Linked DNA regions of Homo sapiens: region 1 is linked to region 2. The links are chromatin loops, found by intact Hi-C in ENCODE. Cell type or tissue: HCT116. All regions are shown on one strand. Links, peaks and the distances in the headings refer to the core of each region. The heading gives the core; the rest is flanking DNA.

Evidence for each region. A loop is a pair of places that touch in the nucleus more often than their neighbours do. Peaks named below come from ENCODE experiments on the same cell type or tissue, not always from the same donor. Only the 100,000 strongest peaks of a DNase experiment are listed, where the experiment ranks them.
Region 1: a loop joins it to region 2, with 2.8 times the contacts of the local background. A loop is called at or near these places in 6 of 110 quality-filtered maps.

The regions. Positions count from the first base shown.
Region 1 is chrX:150,538,595-150,549,384 of GRCh38, reverse strand. No RefSeq gene overlaps it. Among named protein-coding and RNA genes, the nearest start is that of MTM1, 25 kb to the left of the region's middle. In HCT116, for the core only: no CTCF peak of the experiment used is centred there; a DNase peak (open chromatin) is centred at 5,004.
Region 2 is chrX:150,677,193-150,687,982 of GRCh38, reverse strand. No RefSeq gene overlaps it. Among named protein-coding and RNA genes, the nearest start is that of MTMR1, 11 kb to the left of the region's middle. In HCT116, for the core only: CTCF peaks have their summits at 4,243 (motif pointing left) and 6,799 (motif pointing right); DNase peaks (open chromatin) are centred at 4,242 and 6,812.

The sequences.
Region 1 (10,790 bases), core at 1,362-9,361, 140 kb after region 2:
CTCTGGGCCTCCCGCCTTTATTCCTTGGGTAGGACACATCCTACTTCCTCTCTTCCTCCCCTCCTCTGCTGTAGGCTCCCCTCCTCTATCATGCAGGCCCACCCCTGCAGCAGGGTCAGCGAGCAATAGCCTGGACTCCAGTTCAAGGCTGCAGGGCTCCAGGACACCTTTTCATTTGAGGGGAGCACCAGACTGGGCACTGTAGTCATTGGGGCCCCTGCTCTTCCTAGACAAGTTCACCTCGGCCCATTCCCACACCTCACCTTCAAAAGTTGCCAGAATTGGAAAATAAAAATACAGGTCACTCACTTACATTTGAATGTCATGTAAACAATGAATTTTGTTGTATAAGTATGTCCCATGTAATATTTGAAATATACTTACATTAAAAATGATGTGTGTGTGGTGAGTGTGTGTGTCTGAAATTCAAATGTAATTGGCAATCCTCCTGCCACCCGCCCAGCCTAATGAGTCACAACCACACTGGTGTTTTCACAGGACAGCAAGTCAAGCCACCAGCCTAGGCTGGAGACATGATACCAACCGTGGTGTCAGAAAACAAGTTTGAGCTTTCCTACCCTTCTCAGTAAGTGGCTCTGCTCTTGCTCTCTGCAGAACACCCAGCCATGCTCAGACTGCATTGTCCTCTGTGCCCAGAGTAATACCTTAGGCACAGCCCTTACTAGCTTCCAGTATAATTATAGGGTTTCACATCTACTGGGCTTTGAGCTTCTTGAGGGCTAGGACTGGTGCTGATGGATCTCCTCTCTCCTCTCCTTACAGTGCCCAGCAGAATTCAGGACCCAGGGTGGGGAGAGCTCAGAAATGACTTGGTGAGAGAACACTTGCATGAATGAATGAATGAATGAATGCCCCTGATTGCATCTAAGGGGCGGTCTTGTGAAAGGCCACACCTGGGATGTCTGGCTTTATCCTCTAGAATGGTGGGTCTCTAAGGGCAGGGATCTTACCTGTTTTGTTCCCTGCTCCGTCTCTAGCACCTAACACCTTGCTGATACCCAGTAGGTGCTCAGTAAACACATATTGCATGAATCAGCAGCTGTGTTCACAGTTGACTGGGCCGATCCGTCTATCAACCTGTTTCCTAGCTTGGCTCTCTTTCCCCACCTCCATTAACAGTTCAGAGATGGCGGCTCCTCCTCTTCCACAGAGGCATTAGGCTGAGTGGACAGTGACTAAGGGCAGGGAGGACAGCAGGTCTCACTCTCTGTCGAAGGAGACTTCAAGGCTGGCTGAGGGAAAGGAAAAAGAAGGCTCACTTAGAAGGGAAGCGTGCAGTGAGCAAGGCCAGGTCGTGCCAGGCAGGAAAGGGGCAATTGGAAGGGCAGACACGGGTGCTGGGGAAGTGGCCGAAGCCCAGGCCGGCTTTTCTGAGTCCGAGTCGTAAAGCGGAGAAGACTCGCACCAGAGCAGGCGGCTGGACGGCGGCGATTTGCAAGACCGGGCACAGCAGCGGCTCTGTAGCCGGCTGGGACCGGCGGCCGCGCACGTGACCGGCCGGGCCAATGGAGAGGCAGCGAGGTCCGCGGTCAAGGGCACCGAGTGGTGCGGAGACTCGCGCGCGGTCGGAACAGGCCGAGGGCTTAGGGGACCTCTGCCAACCCTCGGGTGTGGAGGAAGGGGCGTGGGGGCTGCCGAGCGAAGCACCCGGGCCCTGCCCCGCTACTGGAGCCTGCCTGGCACAAACTCCAGCCTGGGAGGGCCAGAGCTTTCCGTTGGCCGCTGCGTGGGTGGGACCCGGGAGGGTGGTGACTGCCAGTAACTCGGCTGGGGCTCCCCATCGAGCCAAGTCCGGAGGGAACAGGACACTCCCTCAGAAGCTGGCCTGCCCAGGGGAATTCTGGGATGGGAACCTGCTACCCTCAGGTTGCCACCGGCCAAGGCCCTGCATGCGCTCTCTTTTGCTGACAAGCCATAAGCTCCAAAGCCCACCCTCGCGTTGTGCTGGGGGAGGGGCAGCTTCTGAGAACCGCGTCTGCCCTGTTCCGCATCCCTAGAGCCCGAAAGAGTGGCGGGAGGGGTAGGGATGGTTAGTGAGGGGGCCCCAATACCGTTCGCTATCAATACAGGGTTCATCAACCCCACACTCACCCCATGCCCAGCATAGGACCTGGCAGCTAGCAGGTGCTTAGGAAGTGCTTGTTGCTGAAGAAACAAATGGATGAATGAATGAAATCTGGCAGTTGTGGCTGGGGGTGAAGACTTGCTTCTTGGGTGACACTTCCTAACTGTGATGTCTCCATCTGAGGAGCTGTGACAATTCTCCAGGGCAGGGCCATGCGAGAGGAAGCTGTTGTCTTCCGCTGCCAAGCGTAGCTGGGGCTCAAGCCAAATAACGACAGTGCCCACTTTGGGAGGATGTCATAAGTTTGAACAACGTAGTAAAACAAACCTCCTTTTTGTCCCAAAGTCCACTCCTTCACACCTCGCTGCCTTAGAGGGCCTCCAGCTCTGCAGAGCCAGCTGTGCATGCCTCCGCCTTTAAGAAGCCTCCCGCCCCCTTCCACCAAACACGAGGGACCCCTCCTTCCCCAGGGTTATCCCCAGCACATTCACTGTGTTGTGGTTCCACCCTCTGAGCACTTCCTGTCTCCTTGAGTCTGAGAAACCTCAGTTGAAATCTACCTCCCTTTTCCTAGCTTGTTTCTGAGCCTCTTTATCTGCATTTATAAAACAGGATGATCATAATAGCACTAGGATTATTATGAGGCCTGAACACAAGGACTCCTGTAAAGTGTCTGGCACAGAAGCAGTCCTTGGCAAATAGCAGTTTTTGAGCTCCTGGAGGATAGGGGCAGTGCCTTCTTTGCTTACCACCATCTCTCTCTCTCTCTCCCTCTCTCTCTCTCTCTCTCTCTCTCACACCAAGCAGACAGCCTGGTGTGCAGTAGGTGCTCCACAAAAATGTGTTGGGTGCAGACCGCTTGAAGCCAGGACTTTGAGACCAGCCTGGCCAACATGGCAAAACACCATCTCTACCAAAAATACAAAAAGTAGCAGGGCACAGTGGCTCCCGCCTGTAGTCCCAGCTACTCAGGATGCTGAGGCAGGAGAATGGCTTGAACCTGGGAGGCCGAAGTTGCAGTGATCCGAGATCATGCCCCTGCACTCCAGCCTGAGCGACAGAGCAGGACTTGGTCACACACACACACACAAAAGTGTTGTGTGAGCTATTGCTGCACTGTCTTGCTTGGCCAGGAGTGGTTCCCAAACTGGGCACAGCTGAGCTTGCAGGCAGCTTCTGGGGCTGGGGGAGGGAAGCAGAGGCTGACAGTCTGGGGTAGTGGTTCAAAAAGTACCCACCCCCGTGACCGGATGCTTTTAGAATTGGGTGTGCAGAGGGATCAACTCCCTTCACCTGCCTCCATAGCCCAGCACAGGTAGGATGCAGTGTACTTGGCTGCCTCCCAATTTCTGTGCCATCCACAAGATGGCTGCCTCTGGAGGCGTGGGCAGAGCTGGGGTTGGAGCTCAGGCAGGCTTTATGCCCCCTGCAATTTGCCTAGTAACCCAGATTTGTGGCCAGGCGCTGGTCTAACTCCTGCAGGGTTTGGCTGGAGCTAGGGTTTCCCAGTTTTAGTCAATAAAGATACAGGATGCCCAGTTAAATTTGAATGTCAGATAAACAACAAATCTTTTGTAGTAGAAGTATGTTCCATGCGATCTTTGGAACATACTTATACTATGAAATTATTCGTTGTTTGTCTGAAAAACAAATGTAACAGGGCTCCCTGCATTTTCTCTGGCAAGCGTAGCTGGAGCTTGTCCAGCTGCTGTGGATTGTAAGGGAATCAACCTTGGAGGGTGGAGTGGGAGGGAACTGCTCCCACCAAAAGTACTTTGAATTGATATCAGAACAATGGCATGGGCTGTTTTGTTTTTCTTTGCTTAGAAAAAGAGCATTCCATGTCACTCAAAAGAAAATAGAACGGTGAATTTCAGCTCTCTGCCTTGCTCCATTGATGTTGACCCAGAACATGCCTTGATTCTGAAAGGGATATTGACTGTTAGACAAGTGGCTCTTTCATTTTCTCGGCAACTCTCCTTCTAGTGGTTGGTGCCCACTACCCTGTGTCCCATTTGGAATACACTTGGGATAGGATGCAGGGTGGCCATTTGCCTCTCCAGAGGGTGCTGTTCTGCTGGGCTATTCAGATGCTCCAAGTACAAAGTGGCCTTAGCTGTGAACTAGGGAACAGATATATATAAATAAAGAAGAAGAGTTCTATTTCTCAATTTCATTTTTCCATGCTATACAACCTCTAATTCTCACAACGATTCTGACAAGGCATGTTATTATTCCCATTTTACAGATGGGAAAACTGAGGCCCAGACAAGGAAAAGCTTTGTGCAAGGTCATACAGCAAGTGAGCGGAGAGGCCATGGTTCAAACTCCATTCTCTCTATTCTCTGAACTTAGTGCCTAGAAGTTGGCCTCAAATCCAGTTTGAAAGCACATAGGGAAGAATCCATACATTAATTAACGTAACCTTCAATCACATCTCCTGATGCCAGAGAGATGTTTCTGAAGCGCAGATCTGAACATGTCCTGCCCCTGCTTAAAACTTTCCTGGGCCTCCCCATTGCCTTCTGGATGAAATTCAAGCTCCCTAGCTTGCATTTCAGAACATTTGCAGATCCCACGTCTCTTCCACCGTCTCTAGCCTCATCTTCCGCCACTTGCCCAACGCTCGCTCCCCCTCCACACCTCTCTCCCGTCACCTCACCAGCCAGGGCCTGCATTCTGGAGTGGAGAAGGGAGTGGGCCTCGGTGAGCCAGGCCCTGGAGTCCAGAGGGGCCAGGGAGACATGAGCCTGCTGTGCGACACTATCAGTCACTCTGAGACATGGCCCAAGTCCCAGGACAACAGACCAAGTTCCTGAAGCCACAGCAGCTGTGCTCCAGGTCTGCCCTGAGCTGCTCTCGATGGGCTGGGTGGAAGCCTCCTGGTTTTGGCTTTACAGCATCTCAAAGTCGCCACCTAGGCCCTGTAAGATGTCTGACAATCCAGTCCCGGGAGCCTCTCTTGGCCCATTGTCTCAGCTTGCAATGCACCTATGCCTGCTTTCAAAATTTTAAACAATTAGGAAAGTTATTAGCTCATGAGACAGGAAGTCCAAAGATAGGGCTGGCCCAACTCTATCTCCAAGCGCCCAGATTCTTTCTGCTTCTCTTTGTTGCCATCCATGGCATTCATCTGAAGGCTGATTCCCCTTGTGTCCCTAACATGACTGTCTATAGCGATTCTGGCTGTACAACTCCTTGTTGGAATTCACTGGGTGAGAGAGTCAGTAAAGATCTTGATGGGTCTGCCTAGTTCACCTGCTCACCCCTGGATCAGTGACTGTCATGGAAGGAAACACCACATGCTGTTTGGCTTAAAGCTAGGTTCCCAAGTTTCATCCGGAGCTGTGTGTCGCCAGGCTCCATCCCTGCCCACGCCTCCAGGCTGAGTCAGGTAGCTCCTTCTCAAGGCTCCCTCAACCTCCGTGCTTCACTCTGTCACAGCACTGTGTAGCCACTGTGTGGTCATTGAGGTTTTTACTGTCAGTTCTGAGAGGACAGGGGTTGTCTTGGGTCTTCTGTAGCCCCAGGGATTGTCCCAGAAGGGCTGCTTTGTGGTATTTGTTAAATGAAGGGGAGTGGAGGAGTGGTTGGTTGGCGCAACGTCTGAATGGTGTACGCATGGGGATGAGAATGACATGGGGTGTGGATGAGGAAGGCCATCAATACGCATGGGTTCCCATGTGCAGGGGCCCATGGAAGTGGGTGTGCCTGTGTGTGAGCATCGAAGTAGCACAAAGCCTGAGCTGTTTCCCCCCAGGGGAAAGCCCGGGCCAGCAGCCACAGGGAGCCTGGGCTGACCAGAGGCAGGCCTTTGTGGCTTCTTTAAGTAGCTGGGCCCGCTCAGGTCTGACCCATCCTCCCTCCCTCACACTGGCCTTTCTTAGCCACTGACTTCACTCCTCCTTTGCCTGCCTGTCCTTGTCTCACCTTCTGGGTTTGACACACACCGGTGCCCTCTGTCTGGTTATTAATAATGCTTGTGGGTCATCCTAATACAGCCTGTTTCCAGAGCACTTTCTCAGCACCAGGCCTGGGCTAGGGCTGCACCAGGCACTGGATCTCCTCTCAACCACACAGTGACATAGGAATCTCCCCAGGTCCCAGAGGGGCACTGGTTGGGGGTTCAAACAGAGGGGACTTGCCTAGGGGTTATGAGTCCCTTGTTGTGTCAGGAGAGGCAGGATCTTAGTTACGGCCCAAGTCAGGGCGCAGTGCAGTGCAAAAGCAGCGGATCTGTCTTTCAGGGGAAATTTTAGGTGAAGTCCCTGTAGAAAAATGGATCACAATGAACTTGCTCTGGTTAGGTGTTGGGGACAGGATCCCTGCCTCCTCACTTCCCCATCTGCTCAGGGGACTCTGAGGCTCAGCCTAGGTTTGAATTCCAGCTCTGCTACTTAGTAGCTTGGGGCCCGGACAAGTTACCTTAGCTTTCTAAGCCTCAGTTATCTCATCTATAGTGGTGGCTGGGGAGGAGTGAGAGTCCTCACCTCAAAGGATTCTACTGAGCATTTCGTGGGATGCTGAGGGGTAGATGGGCCCATGCATATGAAGCGCTTGGCAGTTACCTGGCACCAGTTATCATTCACTGGGCTGCCCAGATACAACTTCCTACCTCCCAAGGACCCCTCCAGAATGCGAGCCCACTCTTTCTATAAGTCTTCCTGTCATCTCCCAACCTGCCCTTTATCACCCAGATTTCCTCCCCATCCATCCATCCATCTGTCCTTCCATCCATCCATCCATCCATCCATCCATCCATCCATCCATCCATCCACATACTCATTCATTTATTTGTGTGACAAATATCTTTTGGGCACCTACTATGTGCCAGGCGCTAAGCTAGCTGGGTACTGGAGACAAAGGCCAAGGTCTCTGCCCTCAGTGCAGCTATGATCTCTCAGTGTCAGGAGAGCTAACCTAGGGAAACGTATCCCCCCATCACACCCACAACCCTCACCTCCAGTAGTACAGGATAAATCCATTCACATGTCCCCAGTGGCCCATTAAACAGAGGACTGGAACCCAGCGCCCAAGGCCACTACATTTCTGCAGGGGAGGACCTGGGGGGTTTCCTGGTGCAGCTTGGAGAAGGCAAATGATGTGATACCAGCATCCAGCCCCCAGCCTTTGCCAAACTTTTCCCAGGGTTCTGCTGGAACCCTCAGCCATTCGGTCATGAAATGGGCACATACGTCAGACAGTCCGGAGCCCAGGAGGCCCTCTTGGGGCCACTGTGGGTAAACTCTTTGGGGCTTGACTGAGCCAGCTGGAGAACACTTCCCTCTACCATAAACCTAAAATTCCTCTGAAATCACAATCACTGTGGCCGAGGGGAAGAGAACATTTGCTTTATAGGATCCCACGTATACACAAGCTACTTTCTAGGGACACAGCCTGTGGCCTCAAGTGATTTTCTGGGCACTCTGTAATTTGCCACCCTCCTCTGCCATGGGCATGTGCATGTGCATGGAGGTGAGGAGAATGCCCCACCAATGAGACAACCATGGATCACTCAGCCTGGGCCAAGGGGGCCCTGCCTTGACAAACGGGGCTGATGTGCTCTTGGGTGCTAACCCTAGTATACTAGGCCTGCCAGCCTTGTGGCGGTGCTTGGGGATCCTTAGCTAAAAAGGCTAGTGGCTTCTTGGATCGTTGAAAGGGCAGCCCATGCTAGGAGTGTGTGCTGCCACAGGCTTAGGTTGGAATGCTCTTCCTTCCCCAGACTCATGGGGGTCTTCCAGGCTTATCATAGATATCACTTCCTCCAGGAGTGACACCTCCTCTGTGCCCTCTCCTCTGGCTAGGCTTGGCTTCCTTCCTTGTGGTCATAGCCCCCTGAGTTTGCCTGGGCCACAGCACTTACCATCCTGTACTATAACATCTTTTCCTCCCACGACCCTGTGACCACTTCTTGTTGTCACTTACAAGTACCTGGCATACAGTAAATACTCTTGAGAATGAGCAAGTTAGTGATGATCCTCTATCAAGAGATAAGGCCAGGAGAGATAAGTCATGCCAATCCCACCGAGTGCCTCTGGTCCCCAGGCACGGCTCTGGCATCCCAAGTGGTGGTAGGCAGGTAGGCAGGGCTCATTGCCAGGCATTGGAAACATGTGGCGGAGCTGGACCACTGCCTGGCAGAGGTTTGCAAGGCCCCGAGCCCTCACAGGGGTAGGGAGCACACACAGGGCCTGGTAAGGGAGGCGTAGGGCCTGCTGGATGAACAGGTGCCAGATGTAGGGCTGGGGGAGGGGGGCAGTGAGCAGTGATGCTCTTGGCTTAAGTCCTAAGGGCAGTATGCTGGAAGCAATTCCTGCTCCCTTCGAATAGGGAAGTGACAGGACTTGTCAGTGTTCAATGGCAGCATGGTAGAATGCCAGGGGTCTCCAGCTGGGAGCCTTACAGCCTATGACCCATTCCCCTGGAGGGTCAATTTTGCTCTAAAATGCGGCAGGGCAGGGAGGGTTAATTTAACTGGTAGGTAACATAAATATTACTTTCTTATATTTAAACAAACATGGATGTATTATGTTTTAGAATGCAAACTTCACTGAATCTTGGAGCTATAGCATAAGGTGTCAAAACGGCAACTTTGGGCTGTGCCCCCAGACTGCCCCCAGGGCCTGCATTTCATTCTCTTCAGTTGTTAGGGAGACCCAGCATGTTGGGGGTGGGAAAAGGTGGCCTTTATCATCAGATGGACTCAGATTCCCATCCCACCTCCCCCTGCAGCTTGACTTCACCACTGATGAGATCGTTGGGCCCTTGAATGGGTGATTCTAATTCTTAGGGATTGTGTGAGTCCGTTCTTGCATTGCTATAAAGAAATACCTGAGGCTGGGTAATTTATAAAGAAAAGAGGTTTAATTGGCTAGAGGTTCTGCAGGCTTACAGGAAGCACAGCGCCAGCATCTGCCTCTGGTGAAGACCTCAGGAAGCCTACAATCATGGCAGAAGGCAAAAAGGGAGCAGGCACATCATATGATGATAGCAGGAGCAACAGAGAGAGCAGGGAAGTGCCACATACACTTAAACAACCAGATCTCCCCTGAACTCATTCATCACCAAGGGGATGGCGCTAGCCATTCATGAGGAATCCGCCTCCATGATCCAAACACCTTCCACTAGGTCCCACCTTCAACACTGGGGATTGATTACATTTCAACATGAGATTTGGAGGAGAAAAATATCAAAACTATATCACGGATGATGACGCCTGCCTTAGAGATAGGCATGAGGACTAATGAAGGAAAGTAGGCCCTGTACAGCCCCCTGCCTGGGGTTACAAACCTGACAACCTCGCCAAATGGAGACGGGGGAGTTGGTGTGACCCCACCCCCGACATGGGTGTGGAGTGGAAGTGCCTGCTGTTCTGGACCTGCCACTTTGAGTGCCTTGCCCTGGCTTCTTCCTTTGTAGGCTAGTGGGGGTGTGGGCATTCCCAAGCCTTGTGGACCCCTAAGTGGAATCATTAGCCTTTCCCACCACTCAGGAAAGGGAGACCAACTCCTACACTCTGTCTGCTCTACCAGGCACTGGGCTGAGCACTTTACCACCATAATTTCCTTTCATTTTCCTTCCCAGAGAAGTCTGGGGTCCTCTGGGGTATTGGGGAGGAGAAAAGGCAAGGAGTTGAGAACCCAGGAAGGCTCTAACTTGGCCACTGAGTGCCCTTGGAGAAGCACCTTCCTCCTCTCCTCCATGGCCAGCTCAGCTTCTAGATCAGCCTTCCCTGGTCTGGCCTCTCCATGACCTCAAGAGATAGAGTGGCTTAGCCTCTCTGCCCACTCTGTGCAATTGGCCAAGCTATGGAGGAAGGGTGTCTTAGTTTGCTCCAGTTGCCTCACAAAGTACCACAAAGAGGGACTCAAACAACAGAAATGGACTGTTTCACACACAGTTCTGGAAGCTGGAAGTCTGAGATTAAGGTGTCAGCAGGGTAGGTTCCTTCTGAGTGTTGTGAGGCAGAATCTGTTCCGGGCCCCTCATTTAGTTTCTGGGAGTTTGCTAACAATCTTTGGCATTGTTCCTTGGCTTATAGAAGCATCACCCTAATCTCTGCCTTCATCTTCACATGGTGTTCTCCCTGTGTCTCCGTCTCTGTGTCCAAATGTCCCCTTCTTTTTTTTCTTTTTTTGAGATGGAGTCTCAGTCTGTCACCCAGGCTAGAGTGTAGTGGCATGATCTTGGCTCACTACAACCTCTGCCTCCTGGGTTCAAGCGATTCTCCTGCCTCAGCCTCCTGAGTAGCTGGGACTACAGATGCCCACCACCACACCAGGCTAATTTTTGTATTTTTAGTAGAGATGGGGTTTCACCATGTTGGCCAGGCTGGTCTTGAACTTCTGACCTCAGCTGATCTGCCCGCCTCGGCCTCCCAAAGTGCTGGGATACAGGTGTGAGCCACCGTGCCCGGCCCAAATGTTCCCTTCTTGTTAGGACCCTAGTCAGATTGGAGTAGGACCTACCCATTCTAGTATGACCTTATTCTAACAGAACTCATTCCATCTGCAACAACCCCATCTCCAAATAACGTCACCCTCTGAGGTACTGACAATGAGGACTTCAGCATATGAACTTTGTGGGGACATAATTCAACCCATAACAGAGGTAGAATGGAAATTCAAGTTCATCTGATGCCAAAGGCCACTTTCTATTCCAACATGCTGGGGCTTCTCAAATTTTGCCAGAGCCTGCCTAA
Region 2 (10,790 bases), core at 933-8,932:
TTAGTCTGTTTGTGCTGCTACAACAAAATACCACAGACTGGGTAATTTAGAAACAATAGATAACAATAGATATTTATTTCTCACAAGTTCTGGAGGCTGGGATGTGAAACATCAAACCTCTCGCTGGTCTGGGCCTGGTCTCTCTGCTTCCAAAATGATGCCTTTGTTGCTACATTCTTCAGAGAGGAGAAACGCTGTGTCCTCACATGGCAGAAGGTAAAAGGGTGAACACCTTCTGTTAAGCCCTTTTATAAGGGCACTGAATCTCATTCATGAGGACAAGCCCTCATGACTTAATCACTTCCCAGCAGGCCCCAACTCTTAACACCACCACCATGGGGATCAAATTTCAACAAGTGAATACTGGGGACATTCAGACCATAGCAGTCCCCCTTAGATGTGGCCCCCTTGTGCACTTCACAACCTGTGCAACAATGCATAGCAGTCTTGGGGGGTACCTATGGGTATCCAAGTGGAGATGTCCAGTAGACAGTTGGAAAGGAACTCAGGAAAGAGAGGTAATAAAAAGTTGGCTAATTTTCGTAAAATTTGAGGACAGAGGAACTCTTTGTAATTTAACCTTCAGCTTCACGATTTGGAAACTACGGTTGGGATCATCACTTTCATTTCTTGAAAACAAATTAAGCAAATGAAAGTGGACCTGATCGTCCCTTGTAAAATAAATTTCTCAAAAACATAATTTTGCTAGGACTGAGCAAAGCTAATCCTCAATGGAATTACATGTGACTGCACTGCAGAGAAATGTTCCCATCATTTGGAGGGTTTGTAGTGTCAGCTCAAAAGAGCAGGGCTTCTGCCCTTATGAATGGGTTAGTGGATTATCATGGGAGTGGAATTGGTGGCTTTACAAGAAGAGGAAGAGAGGCCTGAGCAAGTACGCCTAGCTTCCTCACCATATGAGGCCCTGCACTGCCTTGGGATGCAACAGCGTTCCCACCAGGAAGAAGGCTCTCACCAGATACGGCCCCCTGACCTATGACTTCTCAGCCTCCAGAATTGTAAGAAAAAATTTATTTTCTTTATAAATTATCTAGTTTCAGGTCTTCTGTTGTAAGCAACAGAAAATGGACTAAAACAATAAACTACAGAAAAAGCACCACAGATGACTTAACTTTGCCTTTAGAAGTTATCTGGAAGGTTCTCAGCCACAAGTTCAATTATTGGCAAGGCTAAAGGATGCCTCGGGAGGCTTTTGCCTTCACCACCCCCATCATCTCCACCATTCTTTGATGTTGAGATTCCTGTATCCTCAGTCTTATGACAGGTGCTCTACAATGCAGTGTCAAGCTCACCTTCACACAGAGACTGCGGTCCAGAGACCTCATACTCTCAAAGCTCCAGAGACTCCACTTGCCTCAACCTGGCAAGCATATTTCAGAGACACACTTTTTGCCCCACTCAGTAAACACATAAATTTCTCCCAGATAAATTCCCTTAAGGCAGCCACATTTAAGCAAGCAGCTGAGATATAGTGGTCTGCAAAGGAGGGAGAAGAGTCCAAAATAGGAGGAGGTCCAGGAGATGAGGTTGTCAATGAAGTCAAAGGAAGAACATTGTCTTCAGAATCAATCTTGACCTTGGGTGCCTGGGTGGAAAGTGATGCCAGTCCCTGAGATTAAAAAATAAAAATAAAGAATAAAAAAAGAAAGAGAAGCTATTTGAAGTGGAAGAGCCTGTAACATGTCCAGGAGTGACGGGGTAGATGGGTCTGGTGCCCAGGAGAAAGGCCGGGCTACAGATTTCAGCCTAAAGGTGTAAAACCTCGAGAGGCAGAACTGGCTAGCTGTGTAATGTGTAGGGCCCAGGGCAAAATGAAAAATGCAGGGTACCTTGTTCAAAAGTATTACAAATTTCCAGATGGTGATAGGAAAGCATTGAATCAGGAATGGGGCCTTTCTAAGCATGGGGCCCTGTGTGAGTGCACAGGCCAAACACCCATGAAGTTGGCCCTGATGAGAATGTGTAAATTTGCCTGGGGAAAACATGTAAAATGAGAAGACAAGTGAGCCAAGGAGACATACTAGATCATTGGCACTGACAGGGCAGGTGAAAGAAGAGCGGCCCGGGAAGAGCTCGGGGGGTTGGCAGAGACAAGCAAAGAGTCAGGGCAGAGGGGGCATGGGAGCCAAGAAAGTCAAGAGTTCTAAGATGGAAAGAGTGATCCAGAGTGTCAAGTGTTGCTGGGACATCTGGTAAGACAAAGAAGTGTTCCCTGGATTTGACTGCAAGGAGGTGGTGTGGACTCTGCTGAGAGCACTCCCAAGGGACAGAAATGTCTGGGAGGGCAAAAAGAGAGACAGTGAGTTCAGACCACCTAGTCACAGGTTTTGAGTTGCATGGACCAATAAAATGAAAACAAAACCGAGACCCACTGTTGTTGTTGTTGTTGCCATTGTTCTTGTTGCCATTGTTGTGTGCCAGGACCATAACATATGACTGCCAAGTAAGGACTGTGTACATGAGGCTCCATCTTTGAGAACCAATGTTGAAGCCTTCCATTGCCCTGCTTGCCAAGTAGATGTCAGCTGGAGTTAGGGGGATCCTTTTCATCCTGAGCACCACCACATGGGGCTCACCAAAAGTGGGGAGAAAAACACACAGTCTCTTTGCCACCTATGCAGACAGCCGTCAACTCAGTCTGGGCTTGGGCAGTGATGCTTTGCAGCCCTAGGGTGGACTGGGCAGCAGGAGACCTGGACTCCAAAGCTGGACTGCTTTGTAAGGCCTTCAGCGCAGAGTTTTAACACTCTTGTTTGAATGTTAGAGATTTTTCAAACGCTAGAGATATTCACATTCAAATATAAGTTAAAACATCAGATATTATATATGGATTATCCATTTCTCTAAGTCTGAAATAGCATAGTAATTGACTTGATGTAATTAGAGGCTGAAATTTATAGACAGTAACCATCAGGTCTTAGGAGAGGTGTGCAGATGTGTTTAGGGATGAGAAAGATAAATGCTTTTCTTGGATGAGATTTTGAGTCCATTGGAGAAGCAGGAGCATGGACTATATTTTCCATTCTTTATTTTCAATCTTTGTGTATCTTTATAGGTGAAGTGTGTTTCTTGTAAGCAATAGTTTCTTGTAGGGTCTTGTTTTTTCATCCATTCAGTCACTCTATGTCTTTTGATTACAGAGTTTAGTCCATTTGCATTCAATGTTATTATCGATAAGTGAGGACTACTCTTGTCATTTTGTAATTTGTTTGCTGTTTGTTTTGTGGTGTTTTCTTCCTTCTTTCCTGTCTTCCTTCCTTCTTTCCTTTAAGTGAAGGTGATTTTCTCTGGTGGTATGATTTAATTTCTTGCTTTTTTTACATTTTGCGTATTTGTTGTATATTTTTACATTTGAGGTTACCATGAGGCTTGCAAATACTATGTGATAATCCATTATTTTAAGCTGATGAGAACTTAGCACTGATTGCATAAACAAATAAACAAACAAGCAAAAAGAGAACTAATAAAAACTCTACATTTTAACTTTATCTGCCTGTTTTTAAACTTTCTATTGTTTCCCTTTGCCTTATTGTATTGCCTATGTCTTGAAAAGTTACAGTTATTATTTTTGATTTATTCATTGTTTAGTCTTTCTACTTGAGTGTTTTACACACCACACAGTCTTATAATATTCTGTGTTTTTCTTTGTGCTATTACCAGTGAGTTTTGTACCTTTAGATAATCCCTTATTGCTCATTAATATCCTTTTCTCTCAGATTGAAGAACTCCCTTTAGCATTTCTTATAGGACAGGTCTGGTGTTCATGAAATCGCTCAGCTTTTGTTTGTCTGGGAAGATCTTTATTTCTCCTTCATGCTTAAAGGATATTTTCGCTGGATATTCTATTCTAGCATTAAAGTTGTATTCCTTTAGCACTTTAAATACGCTATGCCACACTCTCCTGGCCTGTAAGGTTTGCACTGAAGAGTCTGCTGCTGGACTTATTTGGGCTCCACTGTATGTTATTTGTTTCTATTCTCTTACTGCTTTTAGGATTCTTTCTTAATGTTTGATCTTTGGGCGTTTGATTATTAAATGCTTTGACGTGGTTTTCTTTGGGATGATACATGCATGGGCCTAGCTCAAAAGAAAGCATGTGCATAGGAGCCCAGCAACAGAGAAAGCAAGCTGTGCTCTGGAGGAGGCAAAAAGATGAGGCACCCCAGAATCTGGAAGATAAAACTTTTTTCTCCTCTGGTCTCTCTCTCTCTAGCGCCCTCTACTGACAAGGATTTACATTATGCCAGCTGGTAAGAAATATTTACAAAGCCCATCTCCATTATCACAGAGCAGTTAAAGGAGGATGCCTTTGGAGCTGAGAATGCATTGATAAGTGGCGTGGACACTCACAGACTTACTGGGTTGAAAGAAACGCTAATCTAATGTCTTCCTATTTCCAATCCACATCCCACTTGATGATTGAATTCCTCCTACGAAATCCTACCAGGCAGTGCTTCTACAGGTGTAGGGCCAAAGAAAGAAATCTCTACATTTAAAGCCTATTTATGTCCAGAGTATCAATCAATACAACACACCTTTCCAAAAGGAGCTAACTCTGTAATCAGTGATTAATTCTTTCAATGACATCTATTTAAGGATGCAATTTGACCAATATGTAGGTATTGCCTGAAATAGTCATTTCTAAACACTTGGCACTGGGCCAGCTGCACAAAATTACCTGGGGTGCCTTTAAAAAAATTAATAGACCTTTCTTTGTGTAGTTTTAGGTTTCGGAAAAATTGAGTGGAAATTATAGAGAATTCCCATATACCCTCTCACAGTACGCCCCACCCCCCGTCCCAGTTTCCTTATTATCAACATCTTGCATTAGTGTGGTACACAAGTTACAATTGATGACCCAATATTGACACATTATTATTAACTCAAGTCCACCGTTTACATTAGGGTTCATTCTTTGTGTTGTACATTCTATGGGTTTTGACAAATACATGGTAATGGCATGTATCCACCATTATAGTATCATAAACAATGGTTTCTGGTTTCAGTGCTCTAAAAATCCCCGGTGCTCCACATACTCATCCCTCCCTCTTTTCCTCCCTCCCTCTCCCTGAACCCCTGGCAACCACTGGCCTTTTTACTGTCTCTACAGTTTTGCCTTTTCCAGAATGTCACATAGTTGGAATCATACAGTATATAGCCTTTTCACATTGGCTTCTTTCACTTAGCAATATGCACTTAAGTTTCCTCCATGTGTTTTAATGGCTTGATAGGCTCATTTCCTTTTAGTGCTGAATAACATTTCATTGTCTGAATGTACCATAGTTTTGTTTACCCATTCACCTATTGAAGAAGATTTTCACTGCTACCAACTTGTGGCAACTAAGTGACAAACATGGGGCATCTGCTGGAAACGTTTGTGTGAAGGATTTGCCTAGACATAAGTTTTCAATTCATTTGGATAAATGCCAAGGAGCATGGTTGCTGGGTCATATGGTAAGGCTATGTCTAGCTTTGTAAGAAACTAAACTGTCTTCCAAAGTGTCCGTGCCATTTTGCATTCCCACCAGCAATGAATGGGAGTTTCTGTTGCTCCACATTCTCTTTTTTTTTTTTTTTTTTTTTTTTTTTTTGAGACGGAGTCTTGCTCTGTCGCCCAGGCTGGAGTGCAGTGGTGCGATCTCGGCTCACTGCAAGCTCCACCTCCCGGGTTCACGCCATTCTCCTGCCTCAGCCTCCCGAGTAGCTGGGACCACAGGCACCCGCCAGCATGCCCGGCTAATTTTTTTGTATTTTTAGTAGAGACGGGGTTTCACCGTGTTGGCCAGGATGGTCTCGATCTCCTGACCTCGTGATCCGCCCGCCTCGGCCTCCCAAAGTGCTGGGATTACAGGCGTGAGCCACCGCGCCCGGCCCTGTTGCTCCACATTCTCACCAGTATTTCATGTCGTTGGTGCTTTGGATTTGGCCATTCTAATAGGTGTGTAGTGGTATCTCATTGCTGTCTTAATTTGCATTTCCCTGATGACATACGATGTGAAGCATGTTGTCATATGCTTATTTGCCATCTGTAGATCTTCCTTGGTGAGGTGTCTGTTAGTCTTTTGGCCATTTTTAAATTGTGTTGTGTTTATTGTTGAGTTTGAAGGGTTCTTTTTATATTTTGGATAACAGTCCTTATCGAATATGTGTTTTGCAAAGATTTCTTCCCAATCTGCAACTTGTCTTGTCATTCTCTTAAGTATTTTTCACAGAAGTTTTAAATTTTAATGTGGCCCATTTTGTTAATTTTTTCTTTCAAAGATTGTGTTTGAGCTTTATATCTAAACACTCATTGTCAAAGTCAAGATCACCTAGATTTTATTTCTTTAAAGATAATTTTCATATTCATTTTTATAATCTGCCTCCAGCAATGTTCTAGTACATTTTTAATTATCAGCTCTCTGAAGAAAGACAAAGCCTTTATTTGTAGCATTTGCTCATTTCTGTGGTGTAACTCTTCCCAGCTTGGCCGATTTCAAAGTACCACCTTGACATCACTGAATACAGAATTAGGAAGAGATGCTCACAGTTGTCTCTGACCAACCTATATAAGCCAACTGCAGCAGAATGACTGCTTGTGTCTGATAATTTGAATAATCTGAAGTCTTACAAGTCGTTTTCTGCTTTTTTGTTTCTATTGATGTTCGCTGAAGGCTTTCTGTCTGCTATTTTTCACTGAGAGATGTTCAATTTCTTTGAAAAATGATTTGCGAGAATTCTTAGAGGCTGCGATAAAGGTGTGTTCCTCCATAGAGCATTTGCTTCCACCAGGCACCTGGGGGCACCACAAGACTGGTGCCTGAGGATTTTTGAACTACTGAGGTGAAGTGAATTTGAACTATACTGGAAAGCCTGCTAGTGAGCACCACTTCTCAGGGACATTTGAATCTTCTTCCCTCTCCTCTGCTCTGGGCCAAACAGTTTTCCTTACAGGCCTCTGCTATCGTGGGTATAGTGGGAGTGTGTAAGAACGTCGAGGTAATCAGGCATGAACTCCCTCAAATTCCCCCTTGTGTTCATACCCTATGGTTGCTGTAACAGATTACCCAAGCTTAGTGGCTTCAACAACATACATTTATTATCTCACTAATTATTATTAATATTATATTAATCATTTATTATTTCTGGGGATGAAAGTCCAACCCAGGTCTCACTGGGCTAAACTCAAGGTGTGGGCAGGGCTGTGTTCCTTCTGGAGGCTTTAGAGAAAAATCTGTTCCCTGTCTTTTCCAGCTTCTAGAGGCTGCGCGGTCCTTGGCTCCTGGCCCCTTGCTCCATCTTCAAAGCCAGCATGGCCAGTCGTCTTTCTCTCATGGCATGGCTATGACTCTGAAGTCTCTTCCACCTCCAGCTTCCACTTTTAAAGAGCCTTGTAATGACATTGGGTTCACCTCAATAATCCAGATGATCTCCTCATATAAGGGTCAGCTAGTATCACAACCTTAATTCTATCTGCTACCTTAATTCCCCTTTGCTATGTAACCTCACATATTCACAGGTTCTGGAGATTAGGACATGGACATCTTTGAGGAACCATTATTCCCTCCATCAGTGTTTCTTCATCTGCACCCACCCTCCTCTTCTCTAGTTGCTGAGGAAGAGGAGTCCTTTCTGTTGTGCAAAGCAAATCCCCCTCTGTGTCCTTGGGCTCTTCCCCACTCTGAGGCCTTGTTCAATCAGGTAACAGCTCCCTCTTCTCTATGCAATCTCTCATTCGCCACTGGCTTCTTCCCGATGTATGATCCCAAGAAAGTCTCTTCCTTTCAAAAGCCCATTCTGTCTGTCTCATTTCTCAACAGTTATTATCCAATCTCTCGCCTTTCTTTCTTTTTTTTTTTTACTGTCAATCTTTTTTATTATTTATTTATTTTTAAATTTTATTATTATTATACTTTAAGTTTTAGGGTACATGTGCACAACGTTCAGGTTTGTTACGTATGTATACATATGCCATGTTGGTGTGCTGCACCCATTAACTCGTCATTTAGCATTAGGTATATCTCCTAATGCTATCCTCCCCCTCCCCCCACTCTCACCTTTCATTATAGCAAACCCTCTAGAAAGAGAATCCCACTCTTGTGTACCCTTCGTGCATTCACTCACTAATTCATGCATTCAAATAAATATATATATTTTGCACCTACCATGTGCCAGGCAGCCTATTGGGCATTGTAGCTAAAAACAAGGCAGCTTAGAGTGCAGTGAAAAAGAAAGACATTCATTTCAACAAAGTATGGCAAGTGCAATAGTAGGAGAGGTATAAGGCCCTGAGGGAGCATAGAGCGCTGGGACCTAAGATAGTATTGAAGGGAGGGGCACTGGGGAAGAGTGCCATAATCAAGTCGCATTTAAACTGATAGGGCTCACAGGTACTTGTTGAATAAATGACTGCAGGAGGTGGGGCTATTCCTCTTCAGTTTCTCTTTTCTCTTCACTGTTACACGGCCCTTGCCCTAGGACCTAGAACACAGGCCATCGCATCTTTTTGCAGCTTAGTGGTGCTAAAGCAGACCCTGGTGCCAAAATAATAGTTTCTCAAACTGGGTGCGCTTCCGGCCTTTTGCACCCCTTAGCTGCTTGAGCTAGAATCCTGGCTGGTGACTTTTAACTCGCTGTTCTTTGACTTCTGCCTCAATGAAAGAGCTCTTGCGAATGTCCTCCAGGGACGTCTTACTTTCCAAATTGACTGGACATTTTTTTTTATCCTTGATTCACCAGATCTCCCATGCTAAGCACTCACTCCTTGAAATTATCCTTCTTTTACCTTCCATGATGCAACTGTTTGCTTCTGCACTTATCTGACCTTCCTTCTCCATCTCATCCCAAGTCTCCTCTTCCTCTGTCTGTCCCGTACAATCTGGAGTTGGGGCGTGCCACTTTTCTCCATTTACTTGCATGGGCAATGTCATCTACTTCCATAGTTTTATCCCCAAATCTGTGTTTCCGACTTCTTTTGTGAGCTTCAGAGCTAAACTTAACCACATCTTGGACACCTGTTCTCCTCACATTCAGCATATCCCAAACTGGCCTCAGCATTGCTCTAGACTCGATCCTCTCCTGATATCCTCTATTTCTGAAAATTATACCACTTGCCAACCAATTGCAGCCACCAGCAACTTCAGTACCATCTTTGACTTCTTTCTTGTCTCTTTTTTTCAGTCACAAACTTAAAAAAAAATTTTTTTTTCAATCTCCATCTCTACTTGTCTCTATTCCAGGCTCAGTTCTCCCCATCTGGTCAACTACATCAGCCTCAAACTTGCCTTTCTGTCCCCAGCCTTGCCACCCTAAAATCCATCTCCCACCCATGACCCCCAAGGCACTCCATGACTTGCCCCTGCCTGCGTCTCAGTCATCTTTTGCCAGGCCCGTTCACATTACGACTCAGGAATACCTGCTTGCTTTGAGTTCCACAAATGCTGCATCCTACTTAATGCACCATTTGCTTCTGCTCATAGTGTTCCCTTCTATGGTGATGGTTTCTTTGCTTTTCTTTGCTGTTTTACCACACATACATCCCAAAACATGAATTTAGTTTGTTTTTGAACTTATATGAATGGAATAATATTGTATACAGTGGTTCCCCCCTTACCTGAGGTTTCTCTTTCCATGGTTTCAGTTACCCATGATAAACAATGGTCTGAAAATATTACAGTATTTCAAGAGGGGAAGAGTGGGAGAGAAAGGGAGAGAACACAGTTATGTAATTTTTATCACAGCATATTGTTATAATTGTTCTATTTTGTTATTAACTACTGTTAATTTCTTACTGTGTCTAATTTATAAATTAAACTTTATCATAGTTATGTGTATATAGGAAAGAAACATAGTATATATAGGGTTTGGTACTATCTGTGGTTTCAAGCATCCATTCGGGGTGTTGGAACATATCCCCCATGGATAAGGGGGAGCTACTTTATATTCTTTTGTACCTGGCATCTTTTAGTTAACATGCTTATGAGATTCAACTGTGTTGCATGTAGCTGTGGTTTGATCATTTATCCTGGGCGTGTAGTATTCCATTATGCTAGGGATGGTGTTGAATCTGTATATTGCCTTGGGTAGTATGACCCTTTTTAATAATATTAATTCTTTCAATCCATTAGCATGGGATATCTTTCCATTTATTTGTGTCTTCTTCAATTTCTTATTATTAGAGTTTTACAGTTTTCAGTGTTCAGAGCTTTCACCCTCCTGGCAAAATTTCTAAGCATTCTATTCCTAAGCATTCTATTCTTTTTGATGCCATTGTAAATGGGATTGTTCCCTTGATCTCTTTTTTGGATAGGTTGTTATTTGTGTACAGAAATGCAACCGGTTTTTGTACATTGATTTTTCTATCCTGAAACTTCACTGAATTCATCTACTAGTTCTAACAGCTTTTTTGTGTGTGGAGTCTTTTGGGTTTCCTACATATAGGATCATGTCATCTCCAAATAGAGATAATTTTGGGCCAGGCACAGTGGCTCACGCCTGTAATCCCAGCACTTTGTGAGGCTGAGGTGGGCAGATCACTTCAGGAGTTTGAGACCAGCATGGGTAACATAGTGAAACCCCGTCTCTACAAAAAATACAAAAAAAAAATAGCTGGGCTTGGTAGTGCATGCCTGTAGTCCCAGCTACTTGAGGGGCTGAGGCAGGAGGATTGTTTGTGCCCAGGAGGCCAAGGCTGCAGTGTGCTATGATTACGCTGCTGCACTCCAGTCTAGGTGACAAAGTGAGACCCTGCCTCAAAGAAAAATAAAAACAGAGATAATTTTACTTACTTT